2 separate regions of the Homo sapiens genome follow, and region 2 is linked to region 1. The links are chromatin contacts, found by Hi-C or POLR2A ChIA-PET in ENCODE. All regions are on one chromosome and are shown on one strand. Each heading gives the region's core, a stretch centred on a gene start or an enhancer-like site at or near the end of the contact. The rest is flanking DNA. Distances are from core to core; before and after follow the strand shown.

What was found. A loop is a pair of places that touch in the nucleus more often than their neighbours do. ChIA-PET counts read pairs that join two places held with the same protein, here RNA polymerase II (POLR2A). Pooled maps may share reads with other maps.
Region 2: a map of B cell shows a loop between it and region 1 (3-fold over the local background). The contact joins two enhancer-like sites. A Hi-C loop is called at or near these places in 1 of 168 maps with a recorded cell type or tissue (B cell), 2 of 37 single-sample maps with no recorded cell type and 7 of 50 pooled maps. POLR2A ChIA-PET finds 5 or more read pairs at or near these places in 3 of 52 experiments (BJ, H1 and endothelial cell of umbilical vein).

Annotation. Positions count from the first base shown.
Region 1 is chr16:17,256,449-17,261,696 of GRCh38, forward strand. It overlaps XYLT1 (xylosyltransferase 1), which reads right to left. Exons shown (of 12, transcript NM_022166.4): 3 at 2,540-3,050. Among named protein-coding and RNA genes, the nearest start is that of XYLT1, 210 kb to the right of the region's middle. RefSeq lists enhancers at 2,653-2,702, 2,863-3,262. Within about 2 kb of position 2,928, at least 11 of the 41 ENCODE cell types and tissues checked have a DNase peak (open chromatin) inside an H3K27ac peak, as active enhancers do; they include B cell, where a contact is called at or near this core.
Region 2 is chr16:17,366,717-17,371,964 of GRCh38, forward strand. The region is part of intron 1 of XYLT1 (xylosyltransferase 1); the gene reads right to left. Among named protein-coding and RNA genes, the nearest start is that of XYLT1, 100 kb to the right of the region's middle. RefSeq lists an enhancer at 2,870-2,959. Within about 2 kb of position 3,060, at least 23 of the 41 ENCODE cell types and tissues checked have a DNase peak (open chromatin) inside an H3K27ac peak, as active enhancers do; they include B cell, where a contact is called at or near this core.

The DNA of each region.
Region 1 (5,248 bases), core at 1,678-4,177:
AAGACCAGCCTGGCCAAGATGGTGAAACCCTGTCTCTACTAAAAATACAAAAATTAGCTGGGTGTGATGGCGGGCGCCTGTAATCCCAGTTACTCGGGAGGCTGAGGCAGGGAACTGCTTGAACCTGGGAGGTGGAGGTTGCAGTGAGCCGAGATCATGCCACTGCACTCCAGCATGATGACAGAGTGAGACTCCGTCTCGAAAAAAAAAACAAAAAAAAGAGTAGCGAATGAAGAGTTCTCTTAAGAGGTCTTTTTAGTCTACTTTTCTGGGGAGCCATTCTCTTGCTGCACTTCCTTTCTTCATCAAGAGAGTTGGGTGAATTGACCATTTGCCTTCTCAGGAGGACACCAGGCAAAGCCTTGCATGGCTCCCGGATGCACCGATGCCGGTGGAACGGAAAGCCCTTCCTCCCCAATTCTGCAGCTGGCTTGATTCTCTGACTTTATGCCTTGACATTGAGCAGCACCTCAGTGGATCCCTTCCAGCTGCATCTGTTGACCCTGACACCTCCCCAATCTCCATCTAGCTCGACTCTGACATGCCCCCAACCCCATCGGAGCCCCCAGAGCTCTCTGTTGCCTCCTTGCTGGCCTCCGTGCTCATTTAAGGGTCTTTTCCCTTCGGAGATAACAAAAGCAGGGGTTGGTATTTGGATTTAGAAGCGACAAGGGGGTACTGTGAACCTTTGGCCACTTTGTGAGGGACAGCTGGGCTGGCCTTGCAGTGTGGCCCAATGAGAAGGAGGGATGGCCAGGAGTAAAGAGTGAAGTAGGCTCCCAGGGAAGGTGGAGCAAAAAGACCCCTAGAATGCAAGCTGCTCCCTGGACAGATAAGAAATCTAGGCCCTGAGAGCAGAAAGGACTCTCCCTGTTAGCTGGTAGCTGAGCTTGAATGAAATCCACACCCGTTTATTTCAAATGCATTCCTCTCTGTTTGTTGCTAGTGGCACCAACTCTTCGTGGGAAGGTGCCTTTTGGATGCTATCCGCCCTCTCCACAGAGAAAACCACTGAGCAAACGAATTCACAAACATTTTGAGAATATCTTCTCCAAGGAAAAAAGTAAAATTTAAGAGTGCTCCCAGAGGCTGGATTATCGTAAGCTATGGTGGCAGGGGCTAGCGGGAGGGAAGGGGGCGTGCCCTAAACAACAGTGACCACGAGTCAATAAACAGCGACCACGTGGCTGGGTGATGGTACATTGGGGTTCTCTCTACTCTGAGTGGGTCCGAAATTTCCTGCCATAACAGTAAGCTTGTAAGATCACTTAAAGGCCATGTGACCTTGGGAGAGGGATTTTACATCTCTCATCTGAAAAAAATTGGGCTCATGACATCAGCATCAGCCTCAGAGAGTGTTGGATGTGATAAACAAATTGACTGCACAGAGCCTGGTGCGGTGTCTAGCACACAGCGAAGCCTCAGCAGCCCCCTGTGGCTGCTGTCATTCCCCTTCCAAGGGCACTAGAGAAGGTGAAAATCACTACCAAGAAATACACATCAATGGCACGATTGCACATGCGCTAGTGAAACTGGACTCCCCATCTTCAGATGGCCCCTCCACTCTGCCTGTGAATTTCTGGATCAGAGCTTGGATCCCTCCGTGTCTCAGCAAGAGAGCTGGTTTATCATCAGGTCATCCGCACATAAAAGAGTGCCAGTGAAGGGAAAGAGGGAGGGGAAAAGCAAAGAGCAAGGAAAGGTGGAAAGAAGGAAGGAAGGAAGGAAGTAAAGAATGAAGGAAGGAAAAGAAGAAAGGAGGGAGGGAGGAGAGAAAAATTAGGAAAGAAGAGGACAGAAAGCAGGAAGGAATGTAGAAGGGAAGAAAGAAAATAGGAAGAAAAGAGGAAAGGAGAGAGAAAGAAAATTAAAATAAGGAAGAAAGGAAATAGGAAAGAAGGAAGGGGGAAGAGAGGAAAATAAGGAAGGGAATGAGAAGAGGGAAGAAAAGGAAAGGGAGAAACAAACCAGGAAGAAAATGAGGAAGGAAGGGAGGAAAAAGGGAGAAAGAAAATAAAGGAATGAGAAGGAAAGAAGGAGGGAAACAGGAAACATATGAGGAAGAAAGAGAAGAGAAGAGGGAAAGAAACTTTTGATGAAGGAAAACGGAAAGTTACAGAGCCTCTGAAGTTAATGCAACCAATTAGAAACCTCTCAAATCATAATCAATTACAATAATATTCATATCAATTCTAATCCCAATATTCTACTGAAAGAGAAACGAAACCATATCAATACAGCTCCCTTGGCTCCTGCCAGCATCACATCAGCTCCCGATTTCACTATAATTTCATCCTTTGCCATAAAGGCAATGGGTTAAAGCACCTACAAAAGGTAATCTGATTTTGCAAAATTTTTCTGATACAAGACTTCAACACTCAGGGAGTACTAGAACACATCAGATCTCGTGTGCTCATCTGGGGTTTGGAAAACAGGGTGGCCTTTCTCAGAAGGTCTGAGAAGGTGAGCAGAATGGGGCTGGGCAGGAGGAGGAAGTGGCCAGGAGATCCCTCTCTGAGCCAGCGGGGTTGGAACTTACCCTCGAGGGGGCAGAACCGAGTCACCTTCTCAGGCATCAGCAGCCCTAACTTGTGGCGGCAGTAAGTCTCCCCAATCTCCTGGCGGCAGTGCTTGGACTTAGCACGGGACAGGGCAGAGATGGCCTCCTTGCCTGAGATGTCACACTTAGGGGGCTGGTCATACTTGGTCTCGGGGGAGCTGCCCCCAGTTTTCCTGGCATGAGGCGGTCTGGACACATCCTTCCCGTGGCTGCTGTTGGCTGCGGCTCTGTCCCCGGGAGGCAGCACCTCACCGGGGCCTTTCCCAGGGAATGTATGTCCTTTTCCTTTCTCCTGCTGTTCCAGCTTCCTTTTCAAAAGCTCCTTCTGTCTACTCGGTGGCTTCTTCGCCAACTCAGGCTGGTGCTTCTGCTTTTGAGTCCTGGGTGCGAAGTTGCTGTTGTCGACATTCTCAAAGTCTTTGGGGACAGAGTTCTCGTTGTTGCTGTCTGTTCGCACTTTCTCTTTCGGCCGATGAGAAAAGTAGCCATCCTGGAGAAGAGGGGAGAGAAACAGAAGAGAAACTTGACTGAGAGATCATGCTAAGCAGACTGGCCTTTGAAGAGTGAGTCATACGGACTTGGAAGCCGGGGCCATAGTTTCACATCCTACTTTTGCTACTGGTTTAACCTCTGGTAAGATGGCTCTCTCTGGACCTCAGTTTCCCCATCTGGAAATAGGAGATGTTCCAACCAGAAACCAAGGCTTTTTCAAGCTCTAAAGTGCCATGACTACGATTCTCAATGCTTCTTATTAACCACACCTTTTCAAGTCAGTTTCTTTCCTTGACTGTCTTTGCCACTGGGTAACAAACATTTTGTTCCAGCGTCCCGTTTAAATTCCAGCTGAAAGTGCTGTGATGGTTTACTTAAGGGCTGGAAATGATATAATAAAGTTATAAAGGGAAAAATATTGGTAGGATATTACATACATTCCATTGCCTTTAGGACATGCTCATATATCTATGCCCATAAGAGAAATCAGACTGAGCCGTTGTAAATTCTGTGGGAAAGAAACCAGCCGCAATTTTTTTTTTTTTTTTTTAAGAGGAATGCAGCCCTTGTAGAATAAACTTTACACTAAGTCCTGGAGCAAAGCAAACTTGCGACACTCTTGTGCTTGAGTTTGGCTCTTCATGTGTGTACATGGAACAGAAGTGATGAAGTCATTTGGGGTCAAGACAAAGATCAGGAGTCATTCTGGAGACCACGCATGGCATGGATGTTTCCAGAAGGGCTGGACCCCAAACTCAGCTCCTCCATGGGTAAATGGGTCCTGGTTACTTTGATCAGTCGAATGATCAAATGCATCATTCAACCAATGCCCCAAATTGTTTCTGCAACATGTTGCTTCTGCTTAAAGCTCATTCCCAAGGCCTTAATCTGAAAGCATATCCAATGTCCTACAACACGGCCCCTGACCTCTGAAGCCACAGAGAAGAGTAATGGCTCCATATAGCTGCCCTTGTTGCTATGGAAACACAGGGGCAATGGGCGGCATCCCTGCTAGTCCTCCTTTTAAGGAGGGCTGAAATATGCCTCTTACCAGTTCCCAAGGAAAAAGGTGTCGGGGCCTGAACAGCGGATCTGCAGGGGTACCCAAGAGCAGCTGACCCTCAGCAAGGCTCCCACCCCAGCAGGTCAGCAAACAACTGCCTGTGTTTTTTATAAATAAAGTTTTATTGAAACACAGCCATACCTGTCCATTTGTGTATTGTCCATGGCTGCTTTCCTGATACAATAGCAGAGTGAATAGTTGCAATAGAAACTTTCTGGTCTGAAAAGCTTAAAATATTTCTATCCAGCCCTTTAAGAAAATGTATGCAGACCCCTGCTCTGCTGGAGTGTGAGTTAAAAGGCCTCCTCCTCTGGGACTGGGTTAGTTGCTTCTGTCCTCACCATCCATATACGACTTAGTGATGGCCTGGAGAAGAAGGTGCCCCTAGGACTGGGCGTGGTGGCTCACACCTGTAATCCCAGTACTTTGGGAGGCCGAGGCAGGTGAATCACTTGAGGTGAGGAGTTTGAGACCAGCCTGGTCAACATGGCAAAACCCCATCTCTACCAATAACACACACACACAAAAAATAGCTAGGGGTGGTGGTGCACACCTGTAGTCTCAGCTAACTCAGAAATCTGAGGCAGGAGAATTGCTTGAACCTGGGAGGCGGAGGTTGCAGTGAGCTGAGATTGCACCAATGTATTCCAGCCTGGGGGGAGAGTGAAACTGGCTCTCAAAAAAAAAAAAAAAAAAAAAAGATGCTCCTCTAGCCTCTGCTCCATTGCTCCTAGCAGTAAGCACGAATTTCTCCTATTTGTTGGAGGCTCTGACACTAAGACACCTTGTGGCCATTCTGTAAGCTGAGTACTGCTATGACTTTCATTTTGCAGATGGGAAACTAAGCACCCATGAACAAGTGACTTGCCCAGGGTCACCCAGCTAGTTGGCGGTGAAGCTGGAATTCAAACCAGGCAGATCACAGACCCCACACTCTGGGCTACCAGGGACATGATCCACTTCCAAGAAATTGTATGATCCTTATTACACCCATCACCCAAAACCCTTAAGTACTGCAAGCTGACACTGAACCACAAGATCTGGCCCCTCCCACCCAGCTAAATGAATCTGCTAGAGGTGTGTGACCTCCAAATTGCAATCTTCAGGCTGGCTAGTGGCCTATTGTGTTGCAG
Region 2 (5,248 bases), core at 1,810-4,309, 110 kb after region 1:
AACCAACCTTACAAGAACTCCAGGAGGCAGGCACCAAAAGCCCCATTTTACAGATGGTGTAATTGAGGCTCAAAGGAGAAGTAATTTTTTCAAACTCATTCATTAGTGGGTGGTGAAGCCAGGATTTGAAACAGGGCATCCTTTTGGACCACTAAGCTACCCTGCTTCCCAGTGGTACAACCACATCTTGAACTGGAATCATTAAACCACAGTTCCTGGTTCTATCAGCATCTGGCACTAAGAAGCCATAAGGAGCACTGAATTGGATCAGATGCTCCTCATACTAGATGTTCTCATTTCCTTGCTGCGAGTCTTCAGGTCGACTACTTTGCTTTTTCCAGTGGTTAATGGTAATAATCATCACCATGATCCTCTCACACTCATTGTGGAGCACTGACTGAGATGTTCTACCAGAGCCCGGCTCAGTCCTGACAGAGTGGGTGGGCCACCAATGTTAGTTCCTCTTAGAAGACAATTGGCGACACTTTACAGTGTTTTGCTTTTCACAGCTCAGAGGCATCTCAGACCATAAACAAGACCTGCCACGTGCCAAGAAGGCAGCCGTTACCCGACATGGCCCAGACAGGAAGTGCTGGCTAAATCCCACCATGCCGCAAATCTTTCTAAAGGTGGCCACCCAGGCTGTGTTTGAACACACATCCTCCTGGAGCTGGGAACACACGCCACATCTATAATTCATCCCGATAATTAGCTTTTCCCAGGCACAGGCCGCAGCACCTATCAATTTTGCACCCACTTGCTGTGGTCACCAAGATGGCAGGTGGCCCAACTGGAACCAATACTGCCAAGTGTCCCACAGACATTGTCTGGAGTTCCAATGATACTATGTGACTTCTGGGACTGCTGGGTGAGATCTCTGTTCCACAGGAAAATAGTTCATATTTGAGCTCCAGAATCCAAAATCGTGAGTTCAAGAAAAGCACTTAGAGGTGCAGACCAGTTATGCAGCGAATTCACAATAAGTTGCCCGAGGCAGCTGTTACTAAGCAGTCCACCTGGCCTCAAATTCTCAATACGGCCCGAGGAGCAGATATTATTAATAGATTCCAGTTTCCCTAGATGTCCGTCCCTGACCTGAATCAAACCCATCACTGTTTGGTGAGGCATGGGAGATCCAGGAGGAAAGGCCTATTTCCTAAGGGCCACACACAGTTTGGATTAAAATTCAGTGTAGAATGTCAGTTTTTTGATACCAAATCTGGAGTTCATCCCATTTTGCCAAAATAAATTTCTATGCACATCCCTCCCTGCTTTTCTTCACTTCCTCCTCTTTTGCTCCTTCACAAGAGCCTCTGACCAGGACATCTATTGTCGAAGATACAGGAAAACTGTGATTCAGCAGTGCTTCGCGTCTGGAATGACTCCAAGAGGCCACACACAGAACTGCCGACACAAACCACGGGGGGCGGAAAAAACGATCCCAGGAGGTGGGGAGTGGAGAGCTTTGCAGTCCCAGGCTACAGCTCGGGATGTAGAGCTGCCTTCCTAGGACAGAAGAGAGACGATGAGAACACCTGGCTGGAAGGTGGCCCTGCAGGGGACGGATGGGCCTTCTACATTTAGAGTCAGGATGGAGTCAGAAAGCTTCAGCAGGGGAGGGACTCTGCCTGCAGCCTGTCCCCTCAACCTCCTCTAATATTTCTTAATGAAACGATAGTGACAATGAAGATGACAGCCTTGATGACAGCGCCCAGTAGACCGCTATCATTGGTTAAGTCCTTATGAGATACCATAATTCACCATTTATGAGCATTACTTCAATAAACCCACATTCTATCCTCATGAAGTGGCTGTTCCCAGAAGGCCATAAAGACTGGATAGATAGATTTTTTTTTTTTTTTTGGTTTTTACTTTAAAAAAAAAAAACGACAGGGTCTTGCTCTGCTGCCCAGATTGGAGTGCAGTGATGTAATCATGGCTCACCACAGCCTTGAACTTCTGGGCTCAAGCAATCCTTCCACCTCACCCTCCCAAGTAGCTGGGACTACAGGCCTGTGCCACCACGCCTGGCTAATATTTCATTTTTTGTAGAGATGGGGTCTTCCTATGTTGCCCAGGCTGGTCTTGAACTCCTGGTCTCAAGTGATCCTACTGCCTTGGCCTCCCGAATTGCTGGAATTGCAGGCAAGAGTCAGTGTGCCCAGTTTGCTTTTTCTCTTGATGACATTAAGTATTTCCTTGTTCCTGGATTATGAATACCCTGTAGTACTGTTCCTAATTTATATAGGAGGAAACTGAGGCTCAGAGAGTTTCAAAGACTTGGTTGAAAGCCACAGAGCCAGGCCCATTTAACCTTAATATCTTCAGAGAGGTTTAAAAAAAAAAAGAAAAAAAGGTAACCAAAATGCTTGGATGTGGTATGGTGTGATCTGCATGGTGCACAAAAATACTTCTTTTTTTTTTTTTTTTTTTAGATGGAGTTTTGCTTGTCACGCAAGCTAGAGTGCAGTGGCGTGATCTCGGCTCACTGCAACCTCCACCTCCCGGGTTCAAGCGATTCTCCTGCCTCAGACTCCTGAGGAGCTGGGATTACAGGCACATGCTACTAAGCCTGGCTAATTTTTGAACAATACTTTTTTTAAAATTAGGTGCCAGCATTTAAAATTTAGGGTGAAATCATGATATTCTGATTTGTGGCTTTTCGTGAAATGTGGAAAGATCTGACCCACTGGGTAGGCAGGTCCACTTAAGGCAGGCACATCCCCTTCTGTTTGCCACAACCCCACCCTGCCCACCTGGGCTGAGCCCTGAAAGCATCTAAGTTTATGACCTTCCTATCTGTTCACCACCATACCTTACCCCTCCCCCACAAAGGAAGGTACCATGTTACCCCATGAACATGACTCCAACCCTCACCCGCCAACCTCAAGAAGAAAAATTCGGGATCCCGTGACTTCACAGCAGAAACAGAAAAACTCAAATAATCCATCAGGAAGTTGAGCACTGAGGTTAATACACACAGGACCATCTTCCTCTAGCTCAACAGTCTTGACTTTTCAGGGCCGTGACCCAGAAGGGAGGTGCCCGTGCAGAAGGCAGAACAGGAAGAGGTTCTTAGCACCCACTGTTTTCTCTTCCTGCACAGCCGCCTTGGGCAGCTGCCTGTGAACAGCCTGGCTGTTTTTCTCCTAGCTCTCTCGGAAGGAAGTGCTCTCATCACCCACGACAACAGAGTTGGCCCGAGGAGCCAAAAACGTGCAAAGGGGCTCCAAGCCCAGCTCTCCTTCTGTTCGGGGCAGCCTCAGAGACAGGAAGATGGGAAGAAAGTATGGCCTGGGATAGAACATCCTGCGAGACCCTTACAAAGCCCCAGCTGTGGGGGAAGGGAACAACAGGAGGGGGCCAGAGGAAGGGGGTCCAGGTCACACCAATTTTATACAATGAGCTCCTTTCATCCGTGAATAGAGGACTCTCCTTAACTCTGTCTCAATGGCTTTGTTTCTGAAACGATCAATTCTACACCCAGAAAGCCAAATTTGCCAGACCTCATGCCAAGGTCAGGCAAGAGCCTGAGATCCCCCAAGCAAGTTGATAATCAACACGCAGGAGACGACGCTGTGCTAAGTCCCATTTGGCGGATCCAAAGCTTACAACGATCCGCTTTCATTTCTACGCCTTCTGCAGTGGGGCGGGGTTGGGGGACCCTCGCTCACATGCATGCCACGCTTGGTGGAACTGTAGGCTGTATTCAGGAGAGTAAGTGTTACTTTCCCAGGGACTTCATTGAGACATCTGCGGGGAGGGCAGGATGAGAAAGAGCTGGAGAAACAAGATGCAAGGTAAAGTGTGTGGTCTCACACTGAACACGTTCATGAAGTGGTGGGAAGCAACCCTAGTGACTCAGCAGTGGCCTCTGTTTAGCCAGCACTTTGAGAACACGATCTTCATGGGCTGACTGCAGAGGTGGCCAACAGAAACTGGAATCTACAAGCAGTATTCAGCTCAGGCATAGTTTGTTCAGCCTGCACAATGTTTTAAAAAGAACAACAAAAACCTACATAGGATGCCAATACTTCACATTCAGGAGGTTTCCCATAAAACTGCAAAGTTCTGGCATTTTTTGGAAAAATCAGAAGACCTAGCTACACAAATCCAGCATTTTCCTAAGGCACTGCCTTTCTGGCACTGGAAAGCAGCTATCTCCCTTAGAAGGGTCACAGGCCCTCCTGCTTGCCACAGTCCCCGCCCCAGACACATGTCCTTCACTTACGGCTGCCAGTGTGGCTGCTGTGGGCATTGGTGTTTGTAATCTCTGGTTTAGTGGATCCTAAGCTAAGCCCAGCACTTTCAGCTGGAGGACCTGAGGTTAGAGAGAAGGACGGGATATGAACCATAGACAGGTTGTAAAGTAACGTGGCTGCAAAGTCCAAGAATAATTTAACTCAAGAAGCACCTATGAATGCACACCCAGGAATACAAGGCAGAGAGCAAAGTTGACTCCCATGGATAGGGGTGAGAGTCCTGTCTTCTCATCAGCCCCTGCTACATACTTTTGACAACTTGTCCCACTTCCCCAGGACCAGGGACTATCTTCTTTGTTTTTATGCTTAATGAAGTCCTAAGACTGCCACATAGAAAGCACTTGGTAAATTCTTGCTGAACCAAAATCAACGGAAACCCAATTCATGTTATAGGTGGAATCTGAGAGATGTATGCTGAGAACTCAGCCAACTTCTGAGCTGTAGGATGTTTTCCTGACTGTAAGTCAAGGCAAGTCCTCCCTATAAAGAAGAGTTTGGGGTATAAATGACACAGCAGAAGGAGACAAGCTCAACCTACTGATTGGCTAATGTCTGAGATGAGGAAGCAGAAAGGTTAGTCTTTATAGGATATGTAGCATATCTGATGAGCTATGGTCTGTTAGGAAGGTACTATACGTACTAATTTCATAAAATTGAAGTATGTTCCAACTTATCAAAGGATGCAAAAACTCCACAGAAGGAAGGAAGGACCTCATGTGGTGGCAGGTGCAGCATATTTTACTGCAACCTTTCTAGGTCTAAAAAGGTAAAATGAGGTTTATCACATCTGCTTCTGCTGTGTATAGCCATGGCTAGTTTTCTCCAGCTCTGTTTATTAAGAGACAGAGAGAAAGAAAGAGAGAGTGTATGTGTGTGAATATGCATGTGTGTACACACACATATGTGAGCATCCACATGCACATACAGGTATGCATGTGTGGTCTCTTTCATTCAACACCCCCCCAAAAAAAGTTGCTATGGGATCT